Linked DNA regions of Homo sapiens: regions 1 and 2 are each linked to region 3. Evidence: chromatin contacts called from ENCODE Hi-C or POLR2A ChIA-PET data. All regions are on one chromosome and are shown on one strand. Each heading gives the region's core, a stretch centred on a gene start or an enhancer-like site at or near the end of the contact. The rest is flanking DNA. Distances are from core to core; before and after follow the strand shown.

The links. Hi-C counts contacts between places; a loop is a spot of excess contacts on that map. ChIA-PET counts read pairs that join two places held with the same protein, here RNA polymerase II (POLR2A). Pooled maps may share reads with other maps.
Region 1: a loop to region 3 is called in a map of vagina, with 3 times the contacts of the local background. The contact joins the enhancer-like site here to the promoter of FILNC1 in region 3. A Hi-C loop is called at or near these places in 14 of 168 maps with a recorded cell type or tissue (Caco-2, Calu3, IMR-90 and 11 more) and 14 of 50 pooled maps. POLR2A ChIA-PET finds 5 or more read pairs at or near these places in 9 of 52 experiments (AG04449, AG04450, BJ and 6 more).
Region 2: a loop to region 3 is called in a map of ascending aorta, with 1.9 times the contacts of the local background. The contact joins the enhancer-like site here to the promoter of FILNC1 in region 3. A Hi-C loop is called at or near these places in 4 of 168 maps with a recorded cell type or tissue (ascending aorta, endothelial cell of umbilical vein, gastrocnemius medialis and 1 more) and 6 of 50 pooled maps. POLR2A ChIA-PET finds 5 or more read pairs at or near these places in 2 of 52 experiments (PC-9 and activated CD4-positive, alpha-beta T cell).

What each region holds. Positions count from the first base shown.
Region 1 is chr6:139,586,938-139,589,759 of GRCh38, forward strand. No RefSeq gene overlaps it. Among named protein-coding and RNA genes, the nearest start is that of LINC01625, 110 kb to the left of the region's middle. RefSeq lists an enhancer at 1,975-2,119 and a cis regulatory region at 2,042-2,053. Within about 2 kb of position 1,319, at least 15 of the 41 ENCODE cell types and tissues checked have a DNase peak (open chromatin) inside an H3K27ac peak, as active enhancers do; they include IMR-90, PC-9, endothelial cell of umbilical vein and 2 more, where a contact is called at or near this core.
Region 2 is chr6:139,538,597-139,541,354 of GRCh38, forward strand. No RefSeq gene overlaps it. Among named protein-coding and RNA genes, the nearest start is that of LINC01625, 65 kb to the left of the region's middle. Within about 2 kb of position 1,320, at least 22 of the 41 ENCODE cell types and tissues checked have a DNase peak (open chromatin) inside an H3K27ac peak, as active enhancers do; they include PC-9, ascending aorta, endothelial cell of umbilical vein and 1 more, where a contact is called at or near this core.
Region 3 is chr6:139,769,682-139,772,486 of GRCh38, forward strand. FILNC1 (FOXO induced long non-coding RNA 1) reads left to right here and starts at 1,392. Exons shown (of 3, transcript NR_038399.2): 1 at 1,392-1,442. RefSeq lists a silencer at 685-862.

The DNA of each region.
Region 1 (2,822 bases), core at 69-2,568, 180 kb before region 3:
TGACGTATAAACCAGTGGCTTTAATTCAGTGATTTTAAATCAATGTGATATCATGTTAAAATACTTTCTCTGGGAATGGATTTCTTTTGGAAGTGAGTTCCGGAATCCCTAATTATTACCATTGTAATGATTAATGTAGAACAGACTATTCTTCATTAATACCTAACAAAAATACATTGTATGGGAAGGCTTTCATTTGTTTGCTTTGTTTCTTTTAATGATCCTGCTTTATTGGTTGGACGACAAGCAAGTTTCAAAATTTAGGGTGTCATGATGGTGTCACCTCTTCTGCCTGGATTATTTTTGGTCAACATGTATAAGCCTGTTTTTTTTTTTTTTGTTTTTTTTTTTTTGCGAGGGAGTCTCCCTCTGTTGCCCAGGCTGGAATGCAGTGGCTCGATCTTGGCTCACTGCAAGCTCCGCCTCCCGGGTTCACGCCATTCTCCTGCCTCAGCCTCCCGAGTAGCTGGGACTACAGGCGCCCACCACCATGCCTGGCTAATTTTTTTTTTTATTTTTAGTAGAGACGGGGTTTCACCGTGTTAGCCAGTATGGTCTCTATCTCCTGACCTCATGATCCACCCGCCTTGGTCTCCCAAAGTGCTGGGATTACAGGCGTGGGCCACCGCGCCTGGCCAGAAGCCTGTTTTATTGTTCCATTTATTTAGGTTGTATTTCATGTGGTTTGCTGCTACTTTGGACTAACATCATTCTGAGCAACATTCTTAGGGTCAAAGGAGAGGAATGGGTATTTGAGGAATGTAACAGATTTTTGTCAGCAGTGTCTTTCCAGTATTAGTCATGCCTGTTGATTCTTCAAACTGATACTCTGAGCTCCATCCTGGGCAATGATAGCCCTTTTCGGATTAGCTGGTGGGAGGATGTCTCTCCAGTTAATCAAATCTCACCACAACAAGCACTCTATTCCACCTCTAACCAAGAAGTTATCTCTACTTCTATTATTTTTCCACTGTGTTAGGAAAATGAGTAGCTCGACATTATGTATCAATCAGAATTTAAAAAATCTTTCCTTTTGGAGTTGCTACCGCTAATTGCCAGGTTAGTAAAATCTTACCCATTCTGGCAATGAGGGTGTGCCACATTTTATTCACTTTTTTTTCAGGAACAAGAGTAAGATTACTGGTGACTCTAATCACCACATACAGCAGCCAGGTCTTTTGCTATGACCTGGGAGAGGTAGAGTTCTCAGCTTTCATAATGTAGCTTTGGTACAGGCCCATCTTTCCAGCTGAAGGTAATGTGAGCTGGAACTGGTCACAGAGGCCCTGGCAGCTGGCTTAACCTGTTTATATAAAGACGGAACACAGCCACTGATTAAGAGAGCCACCTCCTACTGATTGGTTTTGGAGTGGAGCCCAGAATTTTCCATGGAGATAGCTTTTAAAAGTTAGGTCAGCATCTCAATGAAAGATAAGGACACACAAGAAAGCCCTTGTGGGTTGCCCTGTCTTGAGAACCCCCACTGTTCAGCAAGGATCAGAATAGATATATGTGACCAGTGAAATGCTTCTACTAGGTTTATCTCTGTGAAAAGATCACTTTTCCCGGAGTGATCTTGTGGACTGAGGATTAAGTGGGTAAGCTTGAGCCAAGCTTAGCATTTAGCAACTTACGTATTTCCTTGGCTCTTCAATTCTGAAACCCTTCAGAGTGAACTGGTCAGTGATAAGATCAATTTGGTGTCAGGACATTTTATATGGGGGATGTTTTTAAACGGTGGGTACAATGTTGTAAATAACGAAAGACTATTGCTTCTAGATTTAAATCAGGGAATAAGGTTAAAAGGAACAAAAGAGGGATGGACAGGAAGGGGGAAAAAAGATTAAAGAATTCCATAGAGAATCAGTAGAGAAACTACAGGGCTTCAATGGTCCCATGAATTTCTCCACCCCCATGACTGATCAAACATACTTGAAGGAATAGTATTCCTACAAAACAGAGAAAAATGATCTCAGGCCATGATGCAATTTGTGGATGCAAAAGAATCTTTATACTGGATTGGAATTTGACCCTATAGTTTTGTTTACTTATAAGCAGAGACTGTTCCTTTATGAAGTTTTCTATCTGTGTGTTTAGAAATAAAAGTGTGTGGTAATGCCAAAACACTACTTGAATTGAAGTCGTTAGTAGCTGGAGTGTGTGCTACTAAAAGTAGTGACTGGAGGGTATTCCTGCCCTCTATTCTGCAACTTCCAGAGGTTTAAAAAAAAGAACATCCCACTTTTATAAAAAGAGAAAAAAAATCCTTTGCATAGATTATTATATAAATAAATCTTCTTAACACGCACTGCGGTTCTTTTTTTTTTTTTTTCAAAGCACAAAGAGTTATTGTGTGATTTATGTGAAAAGGTTATGTAACTGTACTCTGTTACTTTAAATAGTGTTTTTTATTTAAACTGCCAACTTCTTCATCACCAGCAAAGAAAAAAAATGCATATTTGCTAAGCACAAAGGTAATTTTCAAGGACTGTAATTAGCTCATGATAACTCTATCTTTTGTGATGTCTTTCCTGCTGAACTAGAAAAGAGATGGACTTTTTTTTCATTGTTAAATCTAAACTGTGGCACCTGCAATGTGTCAGTTCTATGAGAACCAGGGAGGAAAAAAGTTTAAAGTATTACACTCGGTCAGGGGAAAATACGGATGTAATAAGGTAACAGATCTTGCAATTTTCATCTGGCTTCATCTTTTCTTTTTACAAACATGACAAGGCTCTATTTCCTCCTGTTTCTATTGCCCAGCTGACCCTTTATTTCCAAGATATTAAAAGACCTATTTAAAAACCAAACGGAATATATGA
Region 2 (2,758 bases), core at 70-2,569, 230 kb before region 3:
ACAAGTCCTCGTGTCAATGAGTGGAAGGATGACACATTTGCTGGAAAATACAGTGTGTTGTCGTATTCACACTAACACCACTGAGAAGTTGATCCTGTTATTATTATTCGCAGCGACATTTCCTGGCTTAGACCTAGCGTACTGGGTAATGCCCATATGTTCAGAACAGTCAATACTGCAACGGCGAAAGGGAAAGGCTCGGGGGGTGGTGGACTACTGGAAGGGTAAATGGGAGAGACAGGTTATACTTTTATCAAGATTTTCTTTCTTTCTTTTTTTTTTTTTTAAAGAGCATTAGCTGTTACATTGTTATGATTACATCTGTGGGACAGGAGACATGGACCGGAGTTAAAAAGCAATAAAGCATATAGGCTATCACTGTCTCTAACACAGTGACTCTTGGCAAAATAGGTAGCTTCTCTAAATTTTTCTCATTAATTAAACGGAAATGGGAATGGTAACTACCTCCATTGGGTTGCTGTGAGTATTAAATGAGATAACATGCAAAGTAACTAGCACATGATGATACTATGTGCATGTGCATGGCTAGCGCACACAAGTGTGGGTGCACTTGAATATTACCCAGTTTCTGGTTCACTGAGGAGCCACCCATTCCACCAATCATTTGCTGATCCTATATAAACATAATGCTATGCTGCAAGGCAGTGAGCTCCCAAGTTGCTTAGAATCTAGATAGGAAGTAACGCCAGGCACTGTGTCTTACACTTATAATCCCAGCACTTTGGGAGGCCGAGGCAGGTGGATTAACTGAGGTTAGGAGTTTGAGACCAGCCTGGCCAACATGGAGAAACCCCATCTCTAGTAAAAATATAAAAATTACCCGGGCGTGGTGGTGGGCACCTGTAGTCACAGCTGCTTGAGAGACTGAGGCAGGAGAATGGCTTGAACCCAGGAGGCGGAGCTTGCAGTGAGCTGAGATCGCACCACTGCACTCCAGCCTGGGCGACAGAGCGAGACTCTGTCTCAGAAAAAAAAAAAAAAAAAGAAAGGAAAAAAAAAAGAAAATGAAGAAGACAAGGACACAGAAAACAAGGAACAATACAGAAGGAAAGTAAATAAATTAAGATGCTAAGTACAGACCATTACTGATTATAAGTGCTGAGAAAAGTATTAGTCACTTGAGACCTGAAAAACTCACAGAAGTGCTTCACAGGCAGCATATCATGGAGAATGACTATGTTTTAAATTAGGGAAAAAATTCCAGGTGTAGAGCAAGAAGAGCAAAGCCATGCTGAGGAAGGAGAAGAAATCCTGGCTAGCCGGAATGCCCAGCCAATGGGAACTGGCCGGATTGCAAGGCAAGATCGGGCATCCCTTCCAGGGACGCCGTCATTGGCTCGAACACCGATAGGGTCTGCTCAGTCATTGCTCAGGAATTCTTGCTTCTAAAGGGAGCAGCTGCAATGAGCAATGCCTGGGAACACATTATTAACTCGCAATACACAGTGTGGCCCGCTCTTCCTTTCTGTAAACAGTTACTTGGTGATCAACAACGTCTACTGAGTGGTTTTGGTTTGCTAGGCATTAAGAAAGGTTATGAAGCAAGTTGAGACCATGCAAGATACCTGGCCAGAAGATCATTCTCAGTATGAACGTAGGATAAAACACACAGGTCACGAGAATAAATGTTTACAGAATAGGAGAGCTACACGTTTTAAGAAAGAACATACAAACCAGCATAATATAAATAGAAGCTGGGGTGACATGCCCCATTTGTTGACAAGGGTGGGGTAGTTGTGAGGTTGGTGTGTGTGCAAAGCAACATTGGGAAAAGCTGAAATCACGATTTGACTCTGCTTCCCCTGATGCAACAGAGGCCTACTCAGCCTTGGGGGAGCAGGCGACTCGCCACAGTATTTCCTGTTTGCTTGTCACGTTGCCCATTGTATTTGATCTTGCTCCAGCAAAGCGGTGGTGATGTGTTCAATCATTATTTCTTAATCCTCTCCATCTTCTCTCTCATTTTCTTTCTTATTCATTGATCATGTGTCTCCACTCATTCCACCTCAGCCTGATGCTTGGTGGAAGTTGAACAACTTCCTCCCTCAGTTGCTGACAATTCTTTCTCATCCTGCAATATTTTTAGAATGTTCTGGGATTGTGGGGATCCTTGGATGCATTCAGCTTCTTGCTAAGTGTTGGGGCAAGCAAAACTCTGGCAGGTGAGTTGACTGCGTCTGTAATTTAGAATGAGAGTGAGAGAAAATATAAATGTGGGTACTAAAAAATGGTGTTAGTCTTGGAAAACGAGGTTCAATCATAGCTCTCTAAGGTTTGTATATGCTCATAAACACAACTGATAGAAGCAAAGAACAACCACTTCCAGTCAGACACCTGCCAAGTCTTTGGGAAGTTGAGGCAGAAAAGATGATGGAATGGCTAGGAGGGGCTCTCCCATCAGCTTGATCTCCTGGGAGCAGTGACTGGTTCTTTTTCCTCTCTGCTGGATGCATTGTAAATGCTCACTTAGAGCCTTGCATGCATGAATAAATGAACAAACTCTAAAACGTTTCCATGGCTAAGAAGTAACTTTGAGCCAAGCCATAGTCTTCTGAGGCTTAACTTCTAGGTTTAGCAGAAAATCACTGTGGCTCTGAATTGTTCCTGGACTGACTGCAAGTTTTGGTCATTTGGTGTTTCCTTTGGAATAAAACCACTATGTGAGGCCTGAGATCAAGCGCCTGTGCAGCTTTTCCTGGAGAAATACTGTTGGTGGTTGCAGGGTCTTTTTGTTTCT
Region 3 (2,805 bases), core at 142-2,641:
ACTCAAACAAATTTACAAGAAAAAAACAAACAACCCCATCAAAAAGTGGGCAAAGGATATGAACAGACACTTCTCAAAAGAAGACATTTATGCAGCCAACAGACACATGAAAAAATGCTCATCATCACTGGCCATCAGAGAAATGCAAATCAAAACCACAATGAGATACCATCTCACACCAGTTAGAATGGCAATCATTAAAAAGTCAGGAAACAACAGGTGCTGAAGAGGATGTGGAGAAACAGGAACACTTTTACACTGTTGGTGGGACTGTAAACTAGTTCAACCATTGTGGAAGACAGTGTGGCAATTCCTCAAGGATCTAGAACTAGAAATACCATTTTACCCAGCCATCCCATTGCTGGGTGTATACCCAAAGGATTATAAATCATGCCGCTATAAAGACACATGCACACATATGTTTATTGCGGCACTATTCACAATAGCAAAGACTTGGAACCAACCCAAATGTCCATCAATGATAGACTGGATTAAGAAAATGTGGCACATATACACCATGGAATACTATGCAGCAATAAAAAGGATGAGTTCATGTCCTTTGTAGGGACATGGTTGAAGCTGGAAACCATCATTCTCAGCAAAGTATCACAAGGACAAAAAACCAAACACCTCATGTTCTCACTCATAGGTGGGAATTGAACAATGAGAACACTTGGACACAGGCAGGGAACATCACACACTGGGGCCTGTCGTGGGTTGGGTGGAGGGGGGAGGGATGGCATTAGGAGATATACCTAATGTAAATGATGAGTTAATGGGTGCAACACACCAACATGGCACATGTATACATATGTAACAAACCTGCACGTTGCGCACGTGTACCGTAGAACTTAAAGTATAATTAAAAAAAAAAAAAAGTGTCCTGTGTGTTTTTTGTGAAAAAGCATTCCTAGGCCTGGTGCCGTGGCTCACGCCTGTAATCCCAGCACTTCGGGAGGCAGAGGTGGACGGATCACTTGATGTCAGGAGTTCAAAACCAGCCTGGCCAACACAGCAAAACCCCGTCTCTAGTAAAAATACAAAAATTAGCCGGGCGTGGTGGCGCATGCCTGTAATCCCAGCTACCTGGGAGGCTGAGGCAGGAGAATTGCTTGAACCCGGGAGGTAGAGACTGCAGTGAGCTGAGATCATGCCACTACACTCCAGCCTGGGTGACAGGGTGAAACTCTGTCTCCAGAAAAAATAAAATAAAATAAAATAAAATAAAAGAGAGATTCCTAGGCAGTATAAATTAAGCTTATTCATTCTCAATTTTTATTTTATTTTATTTTTTATTTTTGGTGTCCTTTGCAACTACTTGGTCCTTCTTCGTGGTTCCTCTTTCCTCTCTAAACTCTCTAACAGTTTTTCGTTCTTGTTGTCATCCGTAGGATTTGCAGAAAGAGCCAACAACTCCTACAGATGATGACAGTTCTCATTCTGTGAGTTTATCTGATCCTTATTTCATTTTATTAATACAACAATGGCAATTTTGGCTGCTTATACTTTTCCATTTGGCTGCTTGCTATAGAGCTAGAGGGACTTCAAAGAGACTCACATGAAATATTTTTGTTTTATAAGTAGAAAAGCTGAGGCCTAGAGAAGTTAATTCACTTTTATGAAACTCTCAACTAGTTAATCTAATTAGTTAATCACATTAGTTAATCTAGTCTATTAACACTTTTCTTAACCTGAAGTTGAAGTTAAAAATATCTTGACAGATCTAATGGTAAAATATAAGATTTGTGAATGTGCCTCTTAAGCAATGAATGTTTTACAAATGGAAGGAATTATTTTTGTAGCTCAGTACAATCTTCGCAATAGCAGAATTATTCTGAATTCCTGATGCATGTTTTAACTATTATTATGAACATGTATCAGACACATTGTTAACAAGAGTTTCTTATTTCAGAAATGATTCCAGTTCAGTAGAGAAGGCACCTACATAAATGAGAGATCTAAGATTGTTAGATAAGCGCCGTAAGATAAGAAAGCTATGGGTCAGAGGTTTTCTGGTGGAGAGAGTGTTCACTCTTCCGGGAGGTCAGGGGAGACTTCGCAGAGAGCAGGTCACACCCTCCGACACCTCTCAGTCAACACTGCATCCTTTACTTGAAATGATCTTTTCTCCTCCGTTCTCCGGTGAACACACACAGGAAACTATGTCTTTTGGTATTTCGTCAGAATATTTTGTGTGCTGTTGTAGAAGATTTTGTAGGGCTAAGTGGTTTTTGGACAGCCTTATGGATCATGTTTCTTGTAAAAAATGGAAAACCAGTGGAACATCTTAGGCAGGGAAACGGGTATGTGTCTGTAGTATTGATGCCTTAAGTATATTGAAACATCATTGGTGTATTCCTGCACAGACCCGGTACATTTGTTCGGACATTTACAGGAAACCTTTCATTACTATTAGGCTTAGGGTTCCAACTTCGTTTTATTCATGATCATGCCTCATCCTTGTACAATCACGTCCCTAGTGAAGCTATAATAAAAGTAAGATGCCAAGAACTCAGGTATGGAAGAGAAAAAGTTTGTCAAGATTCTGAAAGAAATTAGGGAAATCACTTAAGTTCTCCAGGCTTGTTAACTCCTCATCTTTCTTCCAAAAATTTTCTTTTGTTGGCCGAGTGCCGTGGCTCATGCCTGTAATCCCAGCACTCTGGGAGGTCGAGGCGGGCGGATCATGAGGTCAGGAGATCGAGACCATCCTGGCTAACACAGTGAAACCCCGTCTCTACTAAAAATACAAAAAATCAGCTGGGCGTGGTGGTGGGAGCCTGTAGTCCCAGCTACTCTGGAGGC